5 separate regions of the Mus musculus genome follow, and all the other regions are linked to region 4. Evidence: chromatin loops called from intact Hi-C (ENCODE). Cell type or tissue: left cerebral cortex. All regions are shown on one strand. Region 1 overlaps Kcnip4 (Kv channel interacting protein 4). Region 2 overlaps Adgra3 (adhesion G protein-coupled receptor A3). Region 3 holds the start of Adgra3 (adhesion G protein-coupled receptor A3). Region 4 holds the start of Gm40301 (a long non-coding RNA gene). Region 5 holds the start of Gm36702 (a long non-coding RNA gene).

The links. Hi-C counts contacts between places; a loop is a spot of excess contacts. Peaks named below come from ENCODE experiments on the same cell type or tissue, not always from the same donor. Only the 100,000 strongest peaks of a DNase experiment are listed, where the experiment ranks them.
Region 1: a loop joins it to region 4, with 5 times the contacts of the local background. A loop is called at or near these places in 9 of 42 quality-filtered maps.
Region 2: a loop joins it to region 4, with 15 times the contacts of the local background. A loop is called at or near these places in 26 of 42 quality-filtered maps.
Region 3: it touches region 4 in a loop (2.2-fold over the local background); 11 of 42 quality-filtered maps call a loop at or near these places.
Region 5: a loop joins it to region 4, with 2.6 times the contacts of the local background. A loop is called at or near these places in 2 of 42 quality-filtered maps.

What each region holds. Positions count from the first base shown.
Region 1 is chr5:49,368,611-49,373,610 of GRCm38, reverse strand. All of the region lies in intron 1 of Kcnip4 (Kv channel interacting protein 4), which reads left to right. Among named protein-coding and RNA genes, the nearest start is that of Kcnip4, 150 kb to the left of the region's middle. In left cerebral cortex, CTCF peaks have their summits at 2,745 (motif pointing left) and 4,382 (motif pointing left); DNase peaks (open chromatin) are centred at 2,727 and 4,369.
Region 2 is chr5:49,972,364-49,977,363 of GRCm38, reverse strand. The region is part of intron 14 of Adgra3 (adhesion G protein-coupled receptor A3); the gene reads left to right. Among named protein-coding and RNA genes, the nearest start is that of Adgra3, 84 kb to the left of the region's middle. In left cerebral cortex, a CTCF peak has its summit at 1,145 (motif pointing left); a DNase peak (open chromatin) is centred at 1,145.
Region 3 is chr5:50,057,339-50,062,338 of GRCm38, reverse strand. Adgra3 (adhesion G protein-coupled receptor A3) reads left to right here and starts at 3,343. Exons shown (of 19, transcript NM_133911.1): 1 at 3,343-3,787. The coding sequence starts at 3,564. It overlaps Gm36702 (a long non-coding RNA gene), which reads left to right. Exons shown (of 3, transcript XR_001784857.2): 2 at 255-378; 3 at 1,000-1,956. It overlaps LOC115490186 (a long non-coding RNA gene), which reads left to right and starts at 3,796. Exons shown (of 2, transcript XR_003955916.1): 1 at 3,796-4,205. In left cerebral cortex, a CTCF peak has its summit at 3,078; DNase peaks (open chromatin) are centred at 3,274, 3,737, 4,163 and 4,343; H3K4me3 peaks cover 1,806 bases; H3K27ac peaks cover 281 bases.
Region 4 is chr5:50,213,585-50,218,584 of GRCm38, reverse strand. It overlaps Gm40301 (a long non-coding RNA gene), which reads right to left and starts at 203. Exons shown (of 3, transcript XR_003955917.1): 1 at 81-203. In left cerebral cortex, a CTCF peak has its summit at 2,377 (motif pointing right); a DNase peak (open chromatin) is centred at 2,423.
Region 5 is chr5:50,072,518-50,077,517 of GRCm38, reverse strand. It overlaps Gm36702 (a long non-coding RNA gene), which reads left to right and starts at 4,253. Exons shown (of 3, transcript XR_001784857.2): 1 at 4,253-4,300. In left cerebral cortex, no CTCF peak of the experiment used is centred here; a DNase peak (open chromatin) is centred at 3,023.

The sequences.
Region 1 (5,000 bases), 840 kb after region 4:
AACTTTGGCCTCAGTGACTTTATGTTTTGTCATAATGTCATGGTCTGCGGTCCTTCCTCATAGGCTAAGACTGCAGGACTCCTATAAAGGTACTCCTTGAATGTCCAACATTTACAGTTTGCAATGGGATTACCTCTAGATAAGTCTATTCTAGGATGAAAATATTCAACTGAAAAATCCAGTTACTATCTCTAGTGTACTGGATATCATAGGTTAGTAATACAATGTATCACATGGTCTGAGTTGCCTCTCATCAGGACCTTGTACAGCTTGGGAATTGTGAGTTGCCACTGCTGCTGCCTGACACCACCACGGAGGTATACCACATATGACTAAATCAAGAAAAGTCACAAATGGAAAATTCAAAATATGGTTTCCAGCAAATGCTAATGCTTTTATAATAACATAAACTTGAAAAATTCCACGTACCTCTCAGGTCCTTGTAAGAAATTCATTCTAGGGATAGCAGAATGTCTCAGCATGTAATAGCACTTGGTACATAGGCATGAAGAACTGAGTTCAAACCATCAGAACCTATATAAAAATCCAGTTATGTTCACTATCACCCAGTGCTGTGGAGAAATGGCTGGCAGAGAAGTGCATGACAGAAGACAGCTGGAGCTTGCCCCCTGCCAGCCCATCTTCAGGGCCAGGTGTGGTGAAAGACCCTCTCCAAAGAAAGTAAAGCAGGCAGTGACAGAAAGGAGCAGGGCACCCAAACCCTTCCTCTCATTTCCTTGCACACATGGGTTTATATACCTACACAATACAGGTATACACACACACACACACACACACACACACACACACACACACACACACAAATAAAATATTTATTTTATCTACTGGATGTATTTTCATGATGCAATACACTTGATCAAAGAATGAACTGTCAAGTAGCTCATGAGTATATGGTGTATATTTGTGCATGGTACATTTAAGCAAACTCTAATATGCTCCAATTTATGTGAAGTTCTGACATTTCTGCCCCATGTAAGGTTGGGCTCAGGCCTGGAGAACAACCTGTATAGAGAGATTTTGATTGGCTAAATGGAATATAATATTTTTACACTGAGGATCAATTCAGGTAACATTTATTTTATTCCTTCCAATCTTTAGTTTTTGTGTTATAAATGTGTATCTCATTTTTTTCTCTGCTATTAAAAAGCTTCTCTTCATATAAAGAAGAATACCAAACGGATTCATGCCAGAATATTCCTTGAAGAAGAATAGACACTTTCTATGCTGAATTTATAAATTTCCATTTATATTTGGTGTAGATATTTTTTCCCAGAAACCCACTTTATGCTCATTAATTTTAAAGGTGCAGCAATCATGGGGGTTACCCTTCCCTCTGTCCAGTCTCACTGGCATTTGTTGATCAGTAGGAAAGATTTCTGCTTCAACACAGCAGACAGTGGCCTTCCTTCCTTCATCTTTTAAGTCCACACCTAAGGACTCTCAAAACCTCTCTCATATTTCAGCATTCGGAAGGATGTCTTTTAACAGCTCTCTAGGTTTGATATGTTTGAAGCACTTCAGGTGTAGAATGCCAGACACTGGGAATTAAAGAGTGAGGAAGAGAGAGAAGGCTCATGTGGTCCTGGATCTCCTGGCTAATGAGCAAAACAACATAAGGGAAGTGTAAAAGAAAATTCCAGGGTCAGAAAGCAATAAGCACCTTTGGAAAGCAGGAAGGGTTGCAGGATAATGGGTGCCTGGGGGTATTTGTTATCATTATGGACTTTATATTGCTTAGGGCAGTAAAGGCAAGTTACAACCTGCAACCTAGCTGAAGTAGTAGTAAACGTCCTTCAATCAGGCTGAGCAGGGCTTGGGTGTCTCATTCTCTAGAGGTTGTGGCCACAAGATGTCCATCCTTTTGCCAAAACAAAACAACTAACCAAACAACAACAACAACACAACAAACCTTATTCTGGTCTTGCTTTCTGAAATAAGCCCAGTTGTTAAAGGAAATGTGTATACCTTCCCATATTTTGGGCCATCTTTGCTCTTCTTCTACCACATCCATCTGTTCAATTCACCAGTAAACCACACACCATGCCTCAAATATTTGTCTCTCCCAGGTGCTTATATTGAAGGTCTAATTCCCAATATGAGGTTATATGGAGATTGGGGTCATTTGGGGAGGGGAGCTTAAGTTGAAGGTAGAGACAAATTATCACTATAATTGTTTACTTATAAAGGAGACCTCAAAGAGCGCCCCCCAGCCCCCTCTCGTTCTGCTGCTTGGAGGCACATCAGGAATCAACAGTCTGTAGTCCATAAAAGGGCTCTCACTAGAATCTAACACATCAGTTTCCTGATTTCAAAGGCCAGGCTTATTAAGACCCCATGGTCTAGGGAGTTCTCCTACAACAGCTGAAAGTAAGATGCCAAGAAACACAGCCACCTTCATGAGATACTTGAGGCACACACAAGCAAATGAAGAGCCAGCATGGTTCCAGCTGAGTGATTGCCAGAGGTCACCGTCTAAGTTGTAAGTTACCAAGACTGTGTTCTCTCTGAATGACATTTAGGTTTCTACTGTGACGAACAGGTGACTAGCATTTCTGTTTCGATGGTATTCTGAGACATAATGTTCCCATTTTTTTAAATACACAATTAGAATTCTTTTGACGATTATCTTCAAGAATGAAACAGGCTGTGCTGAAATATTGATGACTGTGCTTTGGTGATGAACTTGTACAATTTTTTAAGTTTGAGGATTATGCCCTCTTGTGGCCACTGAAGGTACTCTTTTCTTAGTATGTTTTGTATACACAAATGAAACTGTACTAACAAACAAAACTAAACAGACTCAGCAAGCATTGTCTATGTATTTATGCATATAAGCAAACAACAATAAAGAAAAAGAGGTTTTAAATTTGAGATGGTGTAGGGCTAAGGGGCATGGCAGGGGTTGAAGGGAGGAAAAGGGAAACACTATCATTATGTTTTAATTTAAACAAAATAAAATGAGAAACAAATGTACTTAAGAAAAACAATAATAAAAACTCTTGTCTTGGGTGTTCTTATTTTACTTTCATGTTAAGCAGAGGACAATAAATGATTACTATGTGAGTATTTGGTAAAATAAATTCCACTGCTAAATTATATCAAATTTCTTTATTTTCTACTATATTTAAAACTTGAGGGTGTTCCATAGGATGCCACAAAACTGGATAAATTATGGGAGAGTAGAGTATCTTTTAGTGGGTGCTTATAGGTATTTCTGGCATTGGTTAAATGTGTTTCTAATCTTTAAGTGCCTTGCAGATGCTTAAAGCTTTCTCGGAACTTCTCCTCGGGGATGCTCATGACACCCAATTCTAATACTTTCTCAGACCTTGCTGGATGCTCGATGCCATACCCAGGTGTCATTTCCCCTGAGGGAGCAGGGTGTCTGAATGCCCTACTGGCTATTTTCATTTTTTTCTGGCCTTTCATCCTCTCTTCCTATGGCTTAAATTTAGCCAAGGCCTAGGCTGTTTGAGGCTTCTTCCAAGTCTCCTTTCATTTGCACTTCCACGTAATGCCTTTGCCTGAAGCCTTTCTGGGAAATGACACACTGAGGTGGCTTTTGTGGCAGTTTCAAAACCACAGTAACATTTCTGCAATTTCCGATGACTACTGAGACCATCACTGTGAAGAGACCAACCAAATCTCATTTCAGGGCTCTCCTTCAAATCAATTTCTTTAAAGTCCAATATAAACAGAACCCAGGGTTCATTTTCACAAGTAGTTGTTGAGCCAGCAGCAATTGCCTTAGAAGTCATATTTAATTAGGAGGAATAGCAGGAAGTTTCCATAGAATCTTCACCCTTGGGTTTGTTTAAACCAGTGGTTCCCAGCCTCCCTAATACTATGACCCTTTAATACATTACTTCACAATGTGGTGACCCCCAACCATAAAATTTTTGTTGCTGCTTCGTAACTGTAATTTTGCTAGTTATGAATTGTAATGTAAACATGTGTTTTCTGATGGTCTTATGTGTCCCCAGAAAAAGGGTCATTTGGCTCCTCATCCAAAGGAGTCACAACCCACATGTTGGGAATCTCTGGTTTAAGCAGTTATCACGCCTTAGTTTTAGAATAAAACACTCTACATAAAGAGAAAAGAAACCTAGCTGATGCTGCTTTTAGGAAAATTAATGTAGAACTTTTTTTGCAATATCAATAAAAAATTTAAAAGGTTATGAACTAAACGTGAAAGATAATCAAACCCTTAACAACAATGTAATCTTAAACGTACAGCCATGTGTGGCTCACTTGATTTGTTGAGCCACGATAAGGAATCTTAGGATTTAGAGTTGTTGACATGGAGACCAGTTTGCCAACCAGCTTCAAAAATCTGTGTGTTCCTTCTGCCATCTAGTGTTCACGTTTCAGAAGACAAGCACAAAACTCAAAAAGTTTGCATTGTTGATAGGCATGGTTCTTCCGCAACTTCCTGTAGCCAGTGGTTGTCCAGGACAAATTCATTGTCCATATAATTGGCCTAATTTTAAGCCAGTATTGGAAACGGGACGTATCCTCAAAGGTAAAGAGCAGCATATGTACAATGCCAGATGGGATTGTTGAGTTTTCTGTTGGGATACACTGGATCCAAACTTACGGTTTGTTTACTCGCTGAAACCCTCCTCCATTGAACCTGACACAGCCAGTCATGTCTGGTTGTTTTCAATCTCTTGGATCTATTTTATATATCAAAGCAGACGTGGCCTCCAGGTTCTCCCAGCATCCCTCGGTTCCCGACCTGGCATACCCTACCTCCAAACTTGAACTTTCCAGCCCAGGGACTGGGCTGCCCTTCTCCAGCAGAAGTAACACAGATATTTGCTTGGTTTCCTCTCCCCCTTCCTCCTCCTCCACCTTCTCATATTTTCTTCTCTAGGTGTGCCCCCTGTTCCACCTCCCTATGGCGAGTGCCCTGGTTTCAATCCTTGGGGCCAGTGACCCCACTCAAGAGCAGCTTCCAAATAAATTTGTCTTTAATA
Region 2 (5,000 bases), 240 kb after region 4:
GCCTCCCGAGTGCTGGGATTAAAGGCGTGCGCCACCATGCCCAGTGAGAATTGATTTTTCAAGTTATCCACTGACTTACCTCCAGGTGGCATGCCATTCACCCTAGACACACACACACACACGATACATAAATAAAATGTGACATTAATTAAAGTTTGAGACAATTTCTCTTTAGGACCTCCCCCTTTTTTTGAAATTTTAATACAGTTGCATTATCCTTCATTATCCTTCTCCCCCCTCCCCCCCCCAGCTCTCTTTTAAATTCATGACTTCCTTTTCCTTAATTATTTTTGGTGGTGATGATGATGATGGTGGTGGTGTGTGTGCTTCTAACTACATAGATACAACCTGCTCAGTCTATCATGTTACTGTGTGTTTTCAGGGCTGACCATTGGGTATTGGTGTGAGAAGACTGATTCTCCAGCTCTCAGCTTTCCTTAGTTGCCTGCAGGTTTCATGTGTAAGGTTGAGGCTTTGTGAGTTCAGCCTTCCACATTAGTGTATCCATTGGTGTCCTTGTTCCACTCATGTTTGGGCAGTCATGTTGGTGAGACTTCATGGATGTAGCTTCTGACATCCCTGCTCCTCTGGCCGTTTAAGACCTTCCCATCTCCTCTTCCTCAGTGATCACGAACCTCTAGTAGCAGGAGTTAAGTGGTAAATGAGACCAGCGGAGGGAGACTTGCTTCCACAATTCTGCATTTTGATTGGTTTTGTCTTTAGAATGTTTCTCATTCACATTTGAGAATAAAATATTTGGAAACCATGTAGCATTTGAAGGAGAAACAATAGGAAATATAAGATTATCTGAAATGTATGAAATACTGATCAGAAGTTGAGCAAAATAACGGAAACACAGAAATACTGCATTTTAAGCTTCGCTGTGATACCGCACCATGTGAAACTTTTGTTTTTGTTTAATCTAATACTAGTTGAAAGCTTCTATTTTTGAATTTCCTAACTGTCTTCTAAACTATTTAAATTAGTATAATCCTTTTCTAGAAGGAATAAGCTCTTCTTTTATCTTTCAGATTTTTAATCTTCTAAAAAATGTGAAACACAGTGTTTTAAAGCTAGAAGCCTGCTGGGATCTTGCTCCCTATTTTCAGAGACTCTTGTTTTCTGAGCTGTAACTGCCACCTAGAGGCAGAAGCTGGAAACACATCTGGGATAGTTGACCAAGTTATAAAGTTACCATAGAGTGTGTGGAAAATTTAGAGCTGCTTCTTCGTCTGACAGACTTAGTTTGTGGGCATATCTCTGAGGGCTTATGTGGCAGGCATGAAGCCTTGGGGCTGTCCTCAGGACGGCAAGAGAAGATTACACCTGTCCTACACTACTTCACCAAGTTAAGACAGATGCAATGCCTTTTTTAAACTGTAAACAGTTGCTTTGTTTCTTCTATCCTCTTATTGACTCATAAATGTAATCCTGCTTTTCTTGAGTGCTGTCTTCCTAGGTCTTTATGGAAAGTCTAAATGCCCAGGTCGCTAGGAAGATCAGCCATGTGCTTTAAAGAACGATATATAACTGCTGTTTTTGCTGCTATGTCTACAATAGATGATATCCTGGTTGGTTCTGCTAATCCCTACAGTCAGTTACAGAGAAGCTGCCCAGTCCCTGCGGGGGGAAAATATCAGCAGAAGTTGGAATTGCTGCATTGATATCAGAAGTACCCAGTGGGGGGTCAGAAGAATCAAAGGAACTCTGGGCAATAGAGGCAAATAGGAGCAGACACGATGTAGGATCTTAATACCTCGCTCATCAGTAAGGTCAAAGTGCTCACAGTCTGCTTTGCCTTTGTTTCTCGGATTGTCTAGATGTAAAGACCAGTGGCTACTTTCTTACTCCTCTAATAGTGCTAACTGAGCATGCTGAGTAAGAGCAAGCCAGCTCTAGTTAGTACATAGCTGACCGGAATACCTGAACAACTTAAACAGCATACCCATCTCCATCAGATGGTTTAATTACGTCTGTATGTGAAGATACTGTGGGAACCCCTAAGCTATCGGTTTTGCATAACTACAGCTAATAGCTCCTTGCATATTGAAGAGGATTCATGTAGCCCTTTTTTCACCTCTTTTTCCACATGCTTGCTTGCTGTATGCGTCCTCCTAAACCCTGCTTCCAGGAAGGAGAGAAGGCTTAGTAGGTAAAGTGCTTGCTGAGAAAGATTGAGGACCTGGAGTTAAAAAGCCAGATGTCACTGGAGATATCATTAAGGAGGAGTACCACTGTGGACATAGAGCCAGGAGGATCCATAGTGCTCTGGCCAGCTGGTCTATTCAAATTGGTAAACTCTTTCAGTGAGAGTACCCATCTCAAAATATAAGATGGCTCTCTATGAGTTCAATAGCATCCTGGTCTACAGAGTGAGTTTTGGGACAGATAAGGAATATAGAGAAACAACAACAACAAAAACCCAAAAGCAAAATGTAAGATAGAAAGTGATTTAAGAAGACATCTGTTACCTACCACTGGACACACTGTGGGACTGCTGATGCTCAGGCACTGGAGATACTGTGGTGGTAGCTGATCTGCAGTAGGCACTCGTGTGTCAGGCACTCTCTGAGATTTTTATGGTATAGGCAGTTGTCATAGTCTTTTGTCTATAGGTCTGGAACTGAAGTAGGTTAGCTTTGGAACAATAACTAGAATCCAAGCAGTTGATCCAGAGTTGTTCTAACCATACTGCAGTACCTGATCTCTTGAATCTCGCATCTCACATGTCACAGGGAGAAAGCATACTGTCTGTCTGTCTGTCTGTCTGTCTCCTCTGTAGTCTCTGAGGAGTGTCTTCTAGCCCTGCCTTAATGGCCTTAGAATTTCTCTGTTGAGTCTGATTCCAGCAGTTTGCTTGTACATGCCACTTTAACATTCCATGAGGTCTGTGCAGCGTGAATTTCTGCAAGCTGAAACTAAGGATGAGAGGGATGAGGCCTTCAGTTTTCCATTAACTTTCAATACTGGGCAAGGTACATAAACCCTGGAGTTTGGATAAATGCTGTCTCCATGTCCTGCCCACCACTACTCGTCATGGTTGCTACTCCAGCACTTAGAAGTTCCATGCGTTTCTTCCCCTTTTCTAACACTGAGTGCCATACGTAAGTTGTAATTGTGCTCACACTCCACACACTGGGCCCATGGTATTGCTTTGTGTGTCCGTCCATCTCCCCCATCTCCCCATTACATTGGGGGGATTTCTTTTTGTGTGAAGCAGTAGCTTGTATTTTTTAGTACATGCACATTAGTTCCATCCTCGCATTGAAAATACTGAAAACTGTCCCTTATATTGATAATGCACATCAGGTGAGTGAGTGGAACTTGACCTTGATGAGTCACGTGTGTGCTTTTGTTTTGGTTTTGTTTTTTTTCGAGACAGGGTTTCTCTGTGTAGCCTTGGCTATCCTGGAACTCACTCTGTAGACCAGGCTGGCCTCGAACTCAGAAATCCACCTGCCTCTGCCTCCCAAGTGCTGGGACTAAAGGCATGCGCCAGCACTGCCAGGCTGTATGTGTGTGCTTTTGATTGACTGTACATTCCTATGAGTGGAGGCCAAGACTGTGAACCATTCCCATGCTCAGCTTCAACATTAATGCCCCACAGCTTACCGAATCATCGGCATCAGCTTAGTCCTGGTTGTTAGGACATTTCTTAGTTCCTTGTCGTTCTCGCTGATCCTTAGAATCTTCACTTTGATGAGAGTGATTTCACTCCGTCTCTTGTGTTCCGAGAGTGTGGTTCTTATTCCTACAGCGGTGACTGGGAGGTTGAGCCTGCATGTGGATACTTAGAGAGTTGGCTGAGGGCAAAGGCCAGCCCCAGTGTGCCTGGCTTGTTTTCTGGGTTCCTGATGGGCTATGAATGCACACGCTCTCTGTGCATGTAGGTTTTGCAGAGCCCTTTTCAGACTCTCCTTTTCTGCTCCTGCTCCTGGTGTGAACAGGATTCCTTAAAGGTTTTGTGCCTGACTTCTTAGGATTTTTTTTATATCAGTGATCTTTACATCCTGTTTATGAAATCCCAGCCTATCCCAAGTTCAAGAGGGTCTTTTTACTTGCCTTTTTCTCCTTTTAAATTTTCCCTTTTTTATATGAAATTGTCTCTTTGTTTTCTTCAAGACATCCCAGTATGGTTTTCCTAACATACTTAGTTTCACTGTTCAACCAACACTAATTTTGAGTGTTGTGTAAAGTACAGTACTGTAGTTTTTTAGGTGATCTCTTGTTCATTGTTGATGATGTATGGAGGATATGGAATCTTTAGGAAGTAGAGGATGGGCATCGCTGGGGTAGGCATTAAGCATTTATAGCCTCACCTCTCTTCCTACTGTCTGTCTTTGTTTCCTGTGTGTGGAGGGAATGAGATAAGATTCTTACTGCAGCCACTGCACGCTGTGATGGACTCTTCTTTCTCTGAAACTGTGAGCCAAAATAAACTCCTCCTTTCTTAAAAAAATAATCAAATAAAAGTACAATAATTGATACAACATAAGGTGGGAAGACATTAGTCCAAATACAACACAGAGATGTGAGTCAGGGCCAGAGTTTTTGGTCAACAGCATGTCAGGCATTCAAAGAATACCCAGTAGCTAAATGTCTATAGTAGCCCATGACGCCTTCTTAGACGAGGTATCAAAATACCCACGGGAGGAGATACAGAGACAAAGTTTGGAGCAGAAACTGAAGGAAAGGCCATCCAGTGACTGTCCCACCTGGGGATCCATCCCATATACAGTTACTAAACCCAGACACTATTGTGGATGTCAATAAGTGCCTGTTGACAGGAGCCTGATATGGCTGTCTCCTGAGAGGCTCTGCCAGTGCCTGACAAACACAGAGGTAGATGCTTTCATCCAACCATTGGACTGAGCACAGGGCCCCCAGTGGAGGAGCTAGAGAAGGGACCTAAGAAACTGAAGGGGTTTGCAGCCCCATAAGAGGAACAACAATATGAACCAACCAGTACCCCAAGATCTCCCAGGGAGTAAACCACCAAC
Region 3 (5,000 bases), 160 kb after region 4:
CTCTATATCCCCAAGCCAGGTCTCTAGACAATAGGCTCTTTTAAAACAGATGACACATAGAAGTTTCTACAACTACTGTAGAATCTCTGAAGTCAAACTGATATTCATCAGTTATAAGCAGCTAGGAAGCACTGATCTGAAAGACTGAGAAATAGAATTTTTGGGTAAAATCTTGTCAAGCTTTTAGGTTAAATTTATACACACTTAAATTTATATACACTAGTGAACAGCATAATTGTTGATTCCTTTTGCAGGGTCATCTGCCACCAGTAGTTACAAGAATGGCTGGAAAGTGATGCACCTCAGAAAAGCTTAAGAGTGGCTTTTGGGCAGCAACCTGCCATGGGAAACAGGGACCATCAGGGAGCTACAACTGTGGTAAGGGAGAGCTAACATACACAGATGTAAAATTCAAACAGAAGGAAGTTATGCGCCAAGTTTAGATAATCATTAGACCCTGGATCTAAACAATCCAGATTCCAGAGGCACAAGATGGAGGAAAGAGAGAGAGTGATTTGAAAGGGGGAATCAAGAAAGGCTTCTAGAAGCTCATAGTCTGGTGACGGGAAAAGGTTCCTAAAAGGAACTGTTAGCAGTAAATTTAGATAGACACATTTATTATCTATGAACACATATATTAAAACATATTTTCATTACAGGTATTCACGCAGACATACACAGTTTATACAGTATTTTATTTTAAATCAAGAAAAACAAAGCATGTTTGATATCTCTTACAAACCTTACAAGACCAGCGGGTCTCAACTGGTCTCTAGACCAGTGAGTGTCAACTTGGGAGTCTCAACCCCTTTAGGGTTATCTATATTTAGATATTTACATTACCATTAATAATAGTAGCAAAATTAGAGTGTTGATGTAGCAACAAAACATGAGTGTCACAATATGAGGAACTGTATTAAAAGGGTTACAGCATTAGGAAGGCTGAGAACCACTGTTCTTGATGAAATGCTGAATGTGGTCCATACCCCCTCCTTAAAGCAACAGCCAACGTGATGCTGCCCTGTTCCTGTATGGTTACGAAGTAACATCTCAGTTTCTAGAACTTTCTGCTATGGGACAGTCACAGACACAGTGAGAACTCAAGACCCAGGAAGCCCTACAGTTTCAAATGTTGCCACGTGCTCCAGGCCTGAGGGAGGAGCAGCAGTCACTGGACCTGTCTGGCGAGAAGATGTCAGGGTGAGAGTAGCTTAATTCCAGCTTAAATTCTGGTGAAGCTGTCAAGCTCGGACTCCATCGTCCTCTGAGATCTATGCAGTTCTAAGGGAGGGCTCCATGTCCCGGTGCTTGCATAGACTCAGCGCTCGGCACACTCTGGGGTCTACAGTGTTGGGAATTTCTAAAGCCGGCTCCACTCTGTGATTTTTTTCTTTTAAATGACTTATTTTCAACACTCATCGGAATGACTTCTTTGGAAGAAAGCTGAGCTGGCCCACAGAATAGGATTGTTTCATCCATGTTTGTCTCTAGATTCATGGTCTTATTTGTGACCTACCCTTTCCTGGTGATTTTATATTTTAATATTCTCAACCATCGTGAAGTACAAATCTGACGCCAAACTTAAAGCGCATGCTAAGTACGTCTTAGAAGAGTCAAACACATTTACCTCCGTGATAGTTATCAACATTTTCATGTAGTCTATGATACGCCAGTCTATGGCTATATCAACAGCAACATGGCAAATAAAAGCTTTCAAATTATTATGGTAAGATTTTATTTTTATGGTGAGAACAGGTAATGATGACAGGTATTGATTTTATGGGAGGGGGAGGGGTAATCATCTTCATATAAATTCTACAGAAAGGTGACCAACCTCACTATAACTGAAAATATGAGTTTGTGACCTATAGTTAGTTGTAAATTTTAAGTGACTTAATAATGGCTATGATTTCTTACTTTTCTTAGCCACTGTAGGCACAGACTTGTGCTGTTCAACACATATGTAATAGCATTTAAAGCTGAATTTAATAAAAGTGAAATTGAATAAAAACCCCACTTCCTACAGAATTGTAGATAAATTTTAAGCTCTAGATAGCCACCCTTAACTAACTTGGATACTATAGGTCTGGATCCCTCTTTTCCTTGTCACATGCCAACTTCCAGAGCCAGAATAATTCTCTCCTCATTGATGTATTAGTAGATGCTATATGCACCACTGTGTTTAGATATTAGATAGTTAAATCTCAAGAAGTATCAAGTGATGCACAATTCGCACTTATCTAAGTGTCTTGGTAGCTTATTTACTATGGAGAACGCCAAATACATATATCTGGGACATGATCTTGGAAATTTTTTTTCGGAGGTCTTTTTAGATCCAAGTTAAAAAATGCCTGCCATGGACCCTGCTTCTCTTCCAGTTCTCTCGATGTAAGATCAAGCAGCTGGAATAACCACTCCTGTCTCTGTGACAGCCTAAGGGTGGCTGTGTTGGGAGGGACGGATAGGCTGATTGGGCACAGGTGTGTACACAGGTGCCACGCCCCACCTGTTGCTGAGTGGAACCAGTATAGGAAGCAAGGCCAGCAGGGGATGGACAGGCCACTGGCTGTGTCCACGGGCTGTGATCACGTGCTCCTTACCTGCTAAGTTACAGGGTTGAACTCCAAAGTACGCGAGGTTTCTGTATACCAAGTTGCTCCTTCCTGGATGTTAAGGAAGTCTGTTTCTCAAAGGAGAATAAAACTCATTTTGTTGGCTTGTATAGTCTCTATAAACTTAAACATAGGGTAGGAGAACCCTGGTCTTGCAAATGTTAGGGTGGGGTCTGCGGTCTTTGGCATGAATAATAAAATTCAGCTTGGGTTTCTTGGCTGCTTCGTCACTGTTGCTCCAACTGGTTAACATCTGATCTACCTGTGGACTCAGAAATTTCGGTTGAATGGTCCCCATGCATCCTCAGCCTGCCCACAGCTGCTTCAGGCCAGGGGCAGCTTCCGAGTTCAGTTTATTGGGAAGAAACCTGTTTCTGGCTCTGGCGGATAATGAAACTTTCTACCATGGCCTTTCTTTGGAAAGATTGGTTTCAGGCTCTTTCCCCTCGTCAGGTTGGAGAAAGGAACTTCACCCCCTCCAGCCAGGGCTCTTAGGGGCGTGCAGGGCGGCTTTGTCTGCCAGGCGGCGGCGCCAGGAAACGTGGAGCAGAGCCGCAGGGCTGCTGGAGTTAGACTAGTCTAGAACTTTCTTCCGCTGGGTCCAGGAGCAGCGGAGTTCCGGCCAGGACCTGGGGGCGTGCCCGGGTCGAGGTCGGGTCGGCTGCGGGCCTGAGAGCGCGCGGGGCTGGGGTGGGAGGAGCGGTCGCGCGGGGAGGAGCCGGCGGGAGGAGGCGGCGCTCCCGCGGGCCGAGCGGCGAGCTGGGACCCGGCGGCCCTGACCCCGCGGCTCCGCGGAGGGCGAGCGCGGCCGCGGACAAAGGAGCATGTCGTCGCGAAGCGGGACCGATCCTCGGGCCGCCGGGAGGCTCGGGCCACCGCCAGGGCCGCCCCGCCCCGCCGCCGCCCGCTAGGCCGGTGCCGTCTCTCGGCCCCGCAGGCCCGGTCAGCGGCATGGAGCCGCCGCCGCCGCTGCTGCTGCTGCCGCTGGCGCTGCTCGCTCTGCTGTGGGGAGGAGAGCGCGGGGCCGCGGCGCTGCCCGCGGGCTGCAAGCACGACGGTCGGGCCCGGGGTACCGGCCGAGCGGCCGCCGCCGCCGAGGGGAAGGTGGTGTGCAGCAGCCTGGAGCTCGCGCAGGTTCTGCCCCCGGACACGCTGCCCAACCGCACGGTCACCCTGTGAGTAACCCACGACGCCCCGCTGCCCTTTCCTGGGCTTCCCTCGCTCCCGGGTGCGCGGAATGGGCGCGGGGGTCTCCCGGGTATACACGCTCCTTTGTGTGCGCGCGGCGGCGGGCTGGGGGTGGTGCTGGAGAAGCCCTGTGGCTTAGTGTGGGACCAGGGTGGCCCATCGCCTTCGCAACCGCCTCTGTTCCCCCTCTGCTAGTTTTGCAAAGAAAAGTTTTCGGGGTTCCCGGGAGCGTCCCATGCCATCCCTGCTTTTGCTGTGCTCCGGCCGCCGAATACCACGTGAAGATGCTAATAAACACTCAGTCGGTGCAGTCCAAGCTCATTCATCCTGGCTCGGGGCTTCTGGGGAACACCCTGTGTGCTCCGAAGTCTTCATCCTAACTGTGGAAATGAAGTTGCACCTGAGGTAGATCCAGTTTGCAGGACGCCACAGTTTAGGGTGGCTCTGTGTGGTCTCCAAACCTCTACGAAGCTCTCGTCGCTTTCTGCCTTACTTTTAGTGCTCTTTCAGAACAACTTTTAGAGTTACTAATTTCGGAGAAATGTAAGATAAAAGTTGTCCAAGTCCATTTCAGCCCCATACTGAAGTCGGAGAGCTCTCGGGAAAGCCAGGAACTTCGGGATTGAAAACAGTGTGTGTTGAGTGAGCCCTCCAGAGGTTGGAAGGACTTCGGGTTTTCAGTGTGGGTTTCCACCTGGAAGGAAAAGTTTGGTAACTCAACTGTGCTATAGGATCCAGGGTTCAGTCCTGGAAACGTGGTTCTTTGTGCCAGCTGGACAGAGCGGTTGGCCCAGTGACTTTAGATTCAGTTTTCTGTGAAAGATGAATTGGTCTGGAAAAGTTTGAGTCACAGTGTTTGTAGCGGGTATTTTGGCAGGCTGAAATCTGAGTCCCTGGGCGTCTTGCTTCCCTATGTTGTTTTGGTAGGTTTCTTAAAAAAGAATCAAGGCTGCCACTATGCATACATAAAGGAAAAGACATGTGTGATCAATGAACCCACTTAAAGTAGGATTTTTAATGTAGCCTAACTATACGGAAGGATATTTGGTGGGATAGCCTAGTCACATAGCCTAGTCAACACCTTTATTGACTTATTTCCATCCCCTCCCTCCCTTCCTTTCTTTCTCTCTTTCTTCCTTTTTTTGATAAGGAGACATTTAACACAAGAAACTGTGTTTTCTGCTCACTCGGGTTGAAGAT
Region 4 (5,000 bases):
GGGTCAATCAGAGAACACATCTTTGTTGCTTAAGTCTCACAGCTTGCCATTATAGAAAGCTACAACAAGAAAACTTTTACCTTTGTTTAACTCGGGGTTTCACCACACACTTCTGTGGCCACATATATATTTTCACTGTGGTGACTGCTGTTAAGAATCCTTCACTGCAAACCCAGAGAATCAACTAAGCAGGGCTCATAGTGGCTCACAGAACCTGAAATGACAACAAGGGAGCCTTTGTGACTCTGACCTAGGCCCACCGTTATAAATATTATGGTTGTGTAGCTTATTCTTGTGAGACTCCTAAAATTGTAAGCCGGGGCTGTCTTTGACTTTTGCCTACACTTGGAACATTTTTCCTACAACTAGGATGCATTGTCCACCCTTAATATGAGGGGAGTTCTTAATGCACCTTGATATGCCATGTTTGGTTGATATCCCTGGGAGACCTGCTCTTTTCTGAAGGAAATGGAGGAGGCGTGGACCTGGGGGAGAATGGGTTGGGGGCAGGGAACTGGGAGAAAAAGAAAGAGGGCAAACTTCTTTTGAGATTGAATGTAATATATACAATAAGAATAAACAAACCATAAAGAAGAAAAGAATTTTTCACAGTGTCGCAGGACAAAAGGATACAATGCGTTTTAGAAAAGTAAATCCGAGTTTTCTGCTTTGCAGATAACGGATTATGTGTGTAGGTGGCAGGTGGGGCATATCCTCACTTCATGTGTTCATTTATAGAGGACAGAGATTGGAGCTAAGACATGAAGCTCACCTGTTCTTACCTAAATGTACATTTATATTGGATACTTTGGTATTCCTCTCTTATGAACTACCCAGGAAATGGGTGACATGTTCGAGCTAGCGCTAAGCTCTGGCTCACTTGGTACAAAGCAGAGCTCGTTACCCAAGTAATGAAGAGGTCTTGGGAGGAATATACTCAACATTTTTCTCGTCTGTTGTGGGGAAACGTCTTTTTTAAACACTTGGCAAATTTGTTCAAGAACCCAATCATGAAATCATGCAGCTAATCAACATAAACTGGCTTTTCAGATAGCCCAGACCAAGTGGAAGGGAGCTGCGTCCTGTCCTGACCCCTTGGTTACCCCTTCTTGTGTCAGAGGAAGGAGAAAAAAGGATGTGGCTTCTAAAAGAGAAAGTTTCATCTATAAGATTTGCATTTTTCTTCTAGATTTGTTCGTTCACTTTACCCTCCTCCCAAGGAATGCAGAACCCACCAGCATTCTTTTCAGCCCAAGTGTTGGAGAAGCATCTTTTCCTACCTTCTACTTGATATGCAGCAGTGGCTGCTCCCCATCCCAACCCCACAGGGAAAGCCATGGCTGCAGGGGTAGAATCATCGAGTCTGCTAACAGGAGCTAACTTGAGTTCCGGACTTTAACCAGGGGAGGAGCTTAGCAGCTGTGGAGACTGGTGACCTCTCGCTCCAGACCAGAGCCTCAGAGAGCAAACAAGTGGGAAAAAAAGTAGAGCTTAAGGCTGGAGGACCCGCCTCAAGTGGCCACAGTTGAGAAAAGGTCATGTCTGAGATAAGGATTAGGCTTTTTTTTGTTTTTATTTGTTTGTCAACTCTCTCCATTGTTCTTAACAGACATGGATCACCCTGTGTTATGAACAAGTTAATCTTTTCTCTGTCAATGTAGCACATGGGCATGGCTTGTTAGTTACAAAATTCTTCTAGAGTATTCCCCTAAGCAATTGCTCCCCATCTCTGTGTGTGCTTGTAAATGTGTGTTTGGGGAGGAGGGTGTTCATTGATTTATGGTTTTCTGGCTTCTGATATGACAGTGGAGGGCTATGATAACAACCCAAGCTCTAAGTCTGCCTTGCTTTGTTCCTCTAGGCCTCCCTTGCTGTTCCCCAGGTCTCTGTTTTGGAAAGTGCATAACCACCTGTCTAACTGTGGGTTATTTCTCCCAATGGACATGAATGGGTGCAGCACAGGATGTACAATGCTGCTGCTGGGGAGACAGTGTGGAAGGAATATCCTTCAGGACTCTCCAAACTAACATTTCAACTTTAAGACAATCACAATTCACAATTAAAAGTTTATTTTAAAATCTTCTTGTGGAGAAAAGAATTGAACAAGGAAAACTAACGTGCTCCACTTCTGCAACTCTGAACTGAACTGTTCCCTGTCGAGGGACAAGGACATAAAGAGGGGAAGAGGAAATGCTAACCCTAAGATAAAGAAGTGCTTAAATATGCACAGAAGATGAGAAGACTCGTAAGGCACTTAAAATTACATACGTGGAGACATAAACATCAGCAAAGCAGGTGGAGCTATTTAATTTAAAAAAAAATCAGTTCTGGAACAATCTGTATAAAGGAAATTTGGGGGTGGGGGTGTTAAATCTTTTCATTATGGAGCACTAGATGGCGGTGTTGCAATTATTTAGGCTTCCAAATGGGTTAAACCGGAAAATTGAGTATCTTAGAATTTCCTGTGTGTAGCAGTCCCTCCTGTCTCCTTAGGCTATCCCAGGTTCCTCTCCAGACAGAACAACACCCTTCTCCAAGTTCTTCAACAGTCTCTAAAGTTATTTTCCCCCAAAATGAATAATTATTCTTCCTCAGTTCTGAGATCATCCCACAGATCGGCCACTAAATCCTACTACAGAGATACCTGCAAGATCAAGATTCAGTGAAAGACCTTGTCTCAAAAAGAAAGACATGAACACACAGAAGGATATCCAAAGCTAACTTCTGGCCTCCACAAAAGTACTTCACAGGAGAACACACACACACACACACACACACACCCCTTAGGTATCTTAGCACTTTCTTCCTGCCTGTCTACCAGTACCTTCTATTGCTACCCACAGCTTCTCTATCCTTCTTGCCTTTAGAGATTTCACTCTACTAATGATTTCTGAGCTATGGCTTCTCTGGCTCTAAAACATGCCTTTTCAGCCACGTTTCAGGGAAGCAAAATTGCTTGCTTCCTCTACTCTCTACTTTTGTTTGTACATTCATTCTTTGTTATAGAAGTGATTAAAAATAAGTAAATCACACATTGAAATTAAACACATCCAAAGATTATACAACTCAGTGAACTTCTACACAGATAGAGTAACCATTTGAAACAGAAGCTGTGGAGTTTTGCTTTGTTTTTCACTGTCTAATATAACCTCATGAACTTACCTAAAGCAGAAAATGAAAACCCATAACAGACTTAGAACTAGAAAAACCATCCTCTTTCTCCGTTCCTGCTCATTGCCTGTCCCTGTTCATTCCTCATCCCTTTGTATGTATGCTTTCCTGTTCTCCTTTCCACATGTTAGACTGCACCCACATGTGTATTTGCTTGTATACATATACAAATGTTATTGCCTAGATTCTGCATATGAGACAAAGAATACTTTTTTTTTCCTTTCTGAGATTATGTGACCTCCTTCAATATTATACATGCTAAGTCCATCCATTTTCTTGCAGTTTTTGTAATTATGTTTTTCTTTAGCACTGAATAGTATTTACATATATATGAATAATATTCACTCTAAAGTCATTATATATAACATTCTCATTATTCATCCATCTATATATGGACAACTATTCTAATTCTTTGCTATAGTGAATAAAATAGAAATAAATACGGAGGGTAAATTTCTCTATGGTCGGGCATGGAGTACTCTGTCTGTATGCCCAGGAGTGAAGTAGTTGGGTCTTATAGTAGTTCTATTTTTAACTTTTTGAGAAATTTTAAAATTGATTTATTCATTAATTTTATACCCCCACAAGCAGTGAGTAATCAATGTCTCTTTTACCTTCACATTCTCTCCAACATTTATTGTTAGATTTTTTTTTCATGGCAGCCATACTGACTGGAGTAGGGTGGTGTCTCAAAGTATTTTTAATTTGTATTTCCTTGGTAGCTAAGAATATTAAACACTTTTATAATAATTATTGGCCATTTGTGTTTCTTTTTTTAAAAAAACAACTATCTTTTCATTTCATTTTTTTATTTTTTGGTTGGCAGTTTTATTTTTCTGTAATACTTAATTTATAGATATTCACCCCTTATTTAATGAATGGTGGGTGTTAGAGATATTCTCTCATCCTGTGGGCTGTCTATTAACCCTGGTCATTTGCTGTACAGAAACTTCAGATTTTAATGTTGTCCCATCTGTTGATTATCGGAGTTCATTCCTGTGCTACTAATGTTCTATTCAGAAATGTCTTTCCTTACCTAGTATCTTGAAAGTTGTCCCCTAAATTTAAATTTCACATTTTAAATTAAGGTATTTGATCCATTTTGAATTGGTTTTTGTACAAGGTAAGATATAAAAATCTGTCATTCTCCTACAGGCAGAAACCCGGCTTTGCAGCAGCATGAGTAAAAGAGACTTTTACTAATATGTGTTTTTGCCCTCTCTTCAAAAATTAAGCAGACATAGCTTTGTTATTTTGTTTCCTGGTCCTCCATAATATTGATCTTTTTCTCCATTTTTATACCAGCACCAGGCTGTTTTTATGACCACAGCTCTATACATGTACTTTAATGTTGGGTAATATCGCCAATAGTGACATTCCTGATTAGAACTGCTTTGGCTATTCATGGTCTTTATTTGGCTCCATACAAATCCTTGTACTGTTTTTCTGAACTTGTGAAATGTGAACTTGTGAAACATTATATTGGAATTCTCATAGGTACTACATGAAATTCATAACTCAATTTGGTAGTGCCACCGTTTTCACAATATTAAGTCTGTCAATCACGGAGGACTGAATATCTTTCCATTGGTCTTGTTCACAGAGCCAAGATAAGATCGCTTCAACTACTCATGCAGTAATCAACATCAAGTTTTACGAACACCTCTAGCTAAATTTCATGCAAACATTCCTCTAGGAAGAGTTACAGAAAGCACAATATCCATAGCCATGGAAGAGAGGAATTTAAACAAACCCATGTCAATGGATGCGTAAAATGTAACAAAGCAGCACAAAACATATGGCACAACCTCATCCATACCCTAGCACCA
Region 5 (5,000 bases), 140 kb after region 4:
AGTCCATTGATATTAAGAGATATTAAGGAAAAGTAAATGTTGCTTCCTTTTATTTTTGTTGTTAGAGTTGGCATTCTGTTCTTGTGGCTGTCTTCTTTTAGGTTTGTTGAAGGATTACTTTCTTGCTTTTTCTAGGGCGTGGTTTCTGTCCTTGTATTGGTTTGTTTCTGTTATTATTCTTTGAAGGGCTGGATTCGTGGGAAGATAATTTGTAAATTTGGTTTTGTCATGGAATACTTTGGTTTCTTCGTCTATGGTAATTGAAAGTTTGGCTGGGTATAGTAGCCTGGGCTGGCATTTGTGTTCTCTTAGTGTCTGTATAACATCTGTCCAGGCTCTTCTGGCTTTCATAGTCTCTGGTGAAAAGTCTGGTGTAAGTCTAATAGACCTGGCTTTATATGTTCCTTGACCTTTTTCCCTTACTGCTTTTAATATTCTATCTTTATTTAATGTATTTGTTGTTCTGATTATTATGCGTTGGTAGGAATTTCTTTTCTGGTCCAGTCTATTTGGAGTTCTGTAGGCTTCTTGTATGTTCATGGGCATCTCTTTCTTTAGGTTTGGGAAGTTTTCTTCTATTATTTTGTTGAAGATATTTGCTGGCCCTTTAAGATGAAAATCTTCATTCTCATCCACTCCTATTATCCATAGGTTTGGTCATTTCATTGTGTCCTGGATTTCCTGGATGTTTTGTGTTAGGATCTTTTTGCATTTTGCATTTTCTTTGATTGTTGTACCGATGTTCACTATGGAATCTTCTGCACCTGAGATTCTTTCTTCCATCTCTTGTATTCTGTTGCTGATGCTGGCATCTATGTTTCCAGATTTTTTCCCTAGGGCTTCTATATCCAATGTTGCCTCACTTTGGGTTTTCTTTATTGTGTCTACTTCCCTTTTTGGGTAAAGTATGCTTTTGTTCATTTCCATCAGCCGTTTGGATGTGCTTTCCTGTTTTTCTTTAAGGACTTCTACCTGTTTGGTTGTGTTTTCCTGTTTTTCTTTAAGGACTTGTAACTCTTTAGCAGTGTTCTCCTGTATTTCTTTGAGTGAGTTATTAAAGTCCTTCTTGATGTCCTCTACCATCATCATGAGATATGCTTTTAAATCTGGGTCTAGGTTTTCGGGTGTGTTGGGGTGTCCAGGACTGGCTGAGGTGGGAGTGCTGGATTCTGATGATGGTGAGTGGTCTTGGTTTCTGTTAGTAAGATTCTTACATTTGTCTTTTGCCATCTGGTAATCTCTGGAGTTAGTTGTTATAGTTGTCCCTGGTTAGACCTTGTTCCTCCCATGATTCTGTTAGCCTCTATCAGCAGACCTGGTAGACTAGCTTTCTCCTGAGTTTCAGTGGTTAGAGCACTCTCTGCAGGCAAGCTCTTATCTTGCAGGGAAGGTGCACAGATATCTGGCGTTCGGACCTGCCTCCTGGTAGAAGATGAAGCCCTGAAACAGGGCCTGTCCCAGAAGCTGTTAGCTTCTGTAGTCCACACTCTCACCTGCACAGACTAGTTTTGGAGGGATCAGGAACCCAGATGGCTTCCCCCGGTGCTCTGGCAAAGCCCTCCAGGGCGGGGAGGACACCTAACCTCTGGCAGGGAAGGTGTTGGGATGCCTGGAGCCCGAAATGGGGTCTGCCTTGAAGCTGTCCTCTAGGGACCTTGGGGTGTCCTCTGACTCTGTGCCCAGGTGAACTGGTGCAGGTGCTGACTGGAAGTGACTTGTGACCCTGGTCAGGCGGGGTTTTCTGCTTCAGTAATGCTGGTCCTGTGTGACTGGAATGGAACAGAAGTTGGGTTCCACTCACTGTTGGTCCTCAGATTGCATGGAGAGTCCTCTGGCGACCTTGTGTGTGTCAGTGACTCCGTGCCCAAGGTGAACTGGTGCTGGCGCTGACTGGAAGGGAACTTGTCACACTTTGCTTTCTTAATTCTCTAAGCAGAAATCTAAATAATGTAATGAAGAATTTTCTTGAGCTTCAGAAGTCTACTAGGCTGAGGTCTGATCCTGGGGGTTTTACTTGGAAGGCCTAGAAAGTATAGATCCTTATGGCAGCTGTTATGGGCCAAATTAAGTTTTCCTAAAATTCACATGATGCAATCTTTACTTCTAATTGTGCATATGGAGACATGACCTTTAAGAGGTAACTCAGATTAAATGGAACCCTAAGAGTAGATCTGTGATCCATGGACTCAATGTGCACTTGAATAAAGGTAGTTCATTCATATTCTCTCTCTCTCTCTCTCTCTCTCTCTCTCTCTCTCTCTCTCTCTCTCTCCCTCTCTCTCTCTCTCTCTCTCTCTCTCCCTCCCTCCTCCCTCTCTCCATTCTTTCCATTCTTCCCTCTTTCCATTTCTCCCACTCCCCTCTTTCTTTTTTCCATGTGAGAACACACTGAGAAGGCAGCAGCCAGCTGTTTGAGTGACAGGAAGATACCAATATACTGGCGTTTGATCATTAGCTGCCAGAACTGCCAAAAAAATATTGTTTAAGCCACCTAGTCTATGTATTAATTTTGTTATGCTTGCCTGAGCTGATTAGTGTAGTGTATTATTATCAAAGTCTTGGGGACTTTAAATACATGTCTTCTGGCTGGTGGTATGTCAGAATTACCCCTGTAGAAGATTGCCCTTTGACCCATTTCAAAGAAAGAAAATAATGAAAATATGAAATAGGGGAAGAATTGGTCCCAGGTCATCAGAACAAATTGGTTTTTTACAAAAATGCACGCTGTATAAAAATAATGTTGATTTTTAAAAGGCAGGCATCCTGAGTATAAACTAGGCAGAAGAAATTTGCATGATCTCTTTACTTAAATATGTAAGGTAGCCTGGGACAAAGCCAAAGAGTGAAACAACCGTAAAAATAAAAAATGTTGCAGTGGAATCTGCCTGCTAGATAATATTGGTCCAAGGTCATTTCAGGCTAAGGGCTCCTGAGCATTCAATATGCAATTCAAAAATTCATATTGATTTTGCAGGCTGATACCAAAAGAAGAACTTCATGTGTTAAATTCCCTCTCAAAATGGCTCTAAGTGCTTATAATTACATTTCAAACATCTGCTGCAACAATCACAGCTCTGTGCTAGTTTTTGCAACACAGATTGACTGACAGCATCTCTACTGACAACAGTTCTGATTCAGCTTCAGCTTGAGTTGTGAGAATTTGCAGTTGGGAGCCTTATCTGAACTGTCACCATTCTGTCTTATCACCCTCAAGCAAATAGCCATTCCTGAATGGTACTCACCACTGGGACTGCCTTAAGGTAGAATGTTGGCGGGACTAAACGCCAATATTTCCCAGTTGTTTTCCCTATAAAGTTTAAGATTTTGATTTTGAACGATTGAAATTTAATTTTTCAAATTAGTTTTTGGGTTTAAGTCTAGCAGAGGGTTATATAGCTCAAGTGAAACCCTGCCTTGATGGTCACACTATTATCTATGTATGAGGAGCTCACTAGTTCTGCTGTCATTTACCTGTTTACATGGATGGGAGGGGCCAAAATAAGACCAATACTATGTTAGCTAGATGGCTCATTGGGATCAGACCATTTCTCTTGCAAACCCAAGGACTTGAGTTTCCTTCCTGGGTCTCACAATGGAAGGAGAAAACTGACTCCTGAACTTCTCTTTCCTGACTTCTTCATTCACGTTGTCAAATGTGTGCTGCCCTGACTAGTGTATTTACACAGTCTTCTACTACTACGACAACGACAATGACAAGTAACAATAATAAACAAAATTTTAAAACAAATTAACAATACAATTTCATGTCAGAATTATATGGAAGCCCAATTTCAATGTCTGTAAACCAAAGTCTAATGGGACCTGAGATGTACTAATACATTTATGCACACCGTCCCCTCCCCCCAGTGGTTTTACCATAGTAGCTGCAACTGAGACCATATAGCAACAAAGGCTCACGCACTTACACCTGTTCTTTGCATAAAATGTTTGCTGGTTCCTGCTTTAGCATCAACGAGATGAAGGTGACTCCCTCTCAACATCAGCCCTAATCCCTTTACCTGTGTTTGTTTGTTTGTTTGTTTGTTTTCCTCAAAGACTAAAACGTTGCTTCAGGGAGTGTTTACAAAAAGACTATCCTAGATATACATTTAAGAGGCACAAATGGTCAAAAGTTGGCTCTAGTTCAATGACTGGCAGAGATGGTAGTCTTTCACTGTGATGGGAAGATTCTAGAATCTTGAGAAACACATAGACAGGTGAACTTTTAGCTTTTTCTCTCAAGAACTCAACTGAATTCCGGAGAAGTTGAAGGGGAATCAGCTAAGTCTCTTACTTTTAGGTAACTCAGAAAAAGGTTGGGCCAGCAATTGAAGACAGGTGTGTTAACATCTAAGCGAGGAAGTGCAGGAAAGTCTGGGAAGGAAGGAGAATACCTGTGTGTGCCATGAATAAGGACTAGGATGTGTGATATTAACACTGCATGCTTCTGTACTCAACAGGATATGCCAGATACATAGAGGAACTCATTTGAGTGTTTCTACAGTGTCAGAATTTGTTTAATAACAGTAAATCCATGATGATTTCAGTACTGATGACTCGTCTTAAAATCTACCTGGTTTGATTGCCTGGCTGAGGAGAATCCAAATACTTTATTTTACTCTTAATTATTAATGTTAATTCCTATCACTCATCACATATCACATGGTGCGTGTGTGTGGTGTGTGGGGAGGCATATATACATAAGTATGGGTAACATGATGGATACAATTTAAAAGGAGGTTGCGGTGGAGTTTAAGAGGTCTCAGAAGTGGGGAGAGACAAAGTTTGGATTGATAAGATACTGCAGAAGCTAGAGTCAGGGTTGAGAGTGAAGTTGCAGAGTTCAACAGGCAGACGAAAGGCTGGAGCAAGAAACAGGTCAGGTCACGTCCAAGTCCAGAATGGCAGGCGGTTGAGTAGGCTACTTTAATGGCAGAGGACCAAACTGGGTAGGGGAGTTCTCGGTCCTTGAGACCCACAGTGGGCATCAAATGACAAGC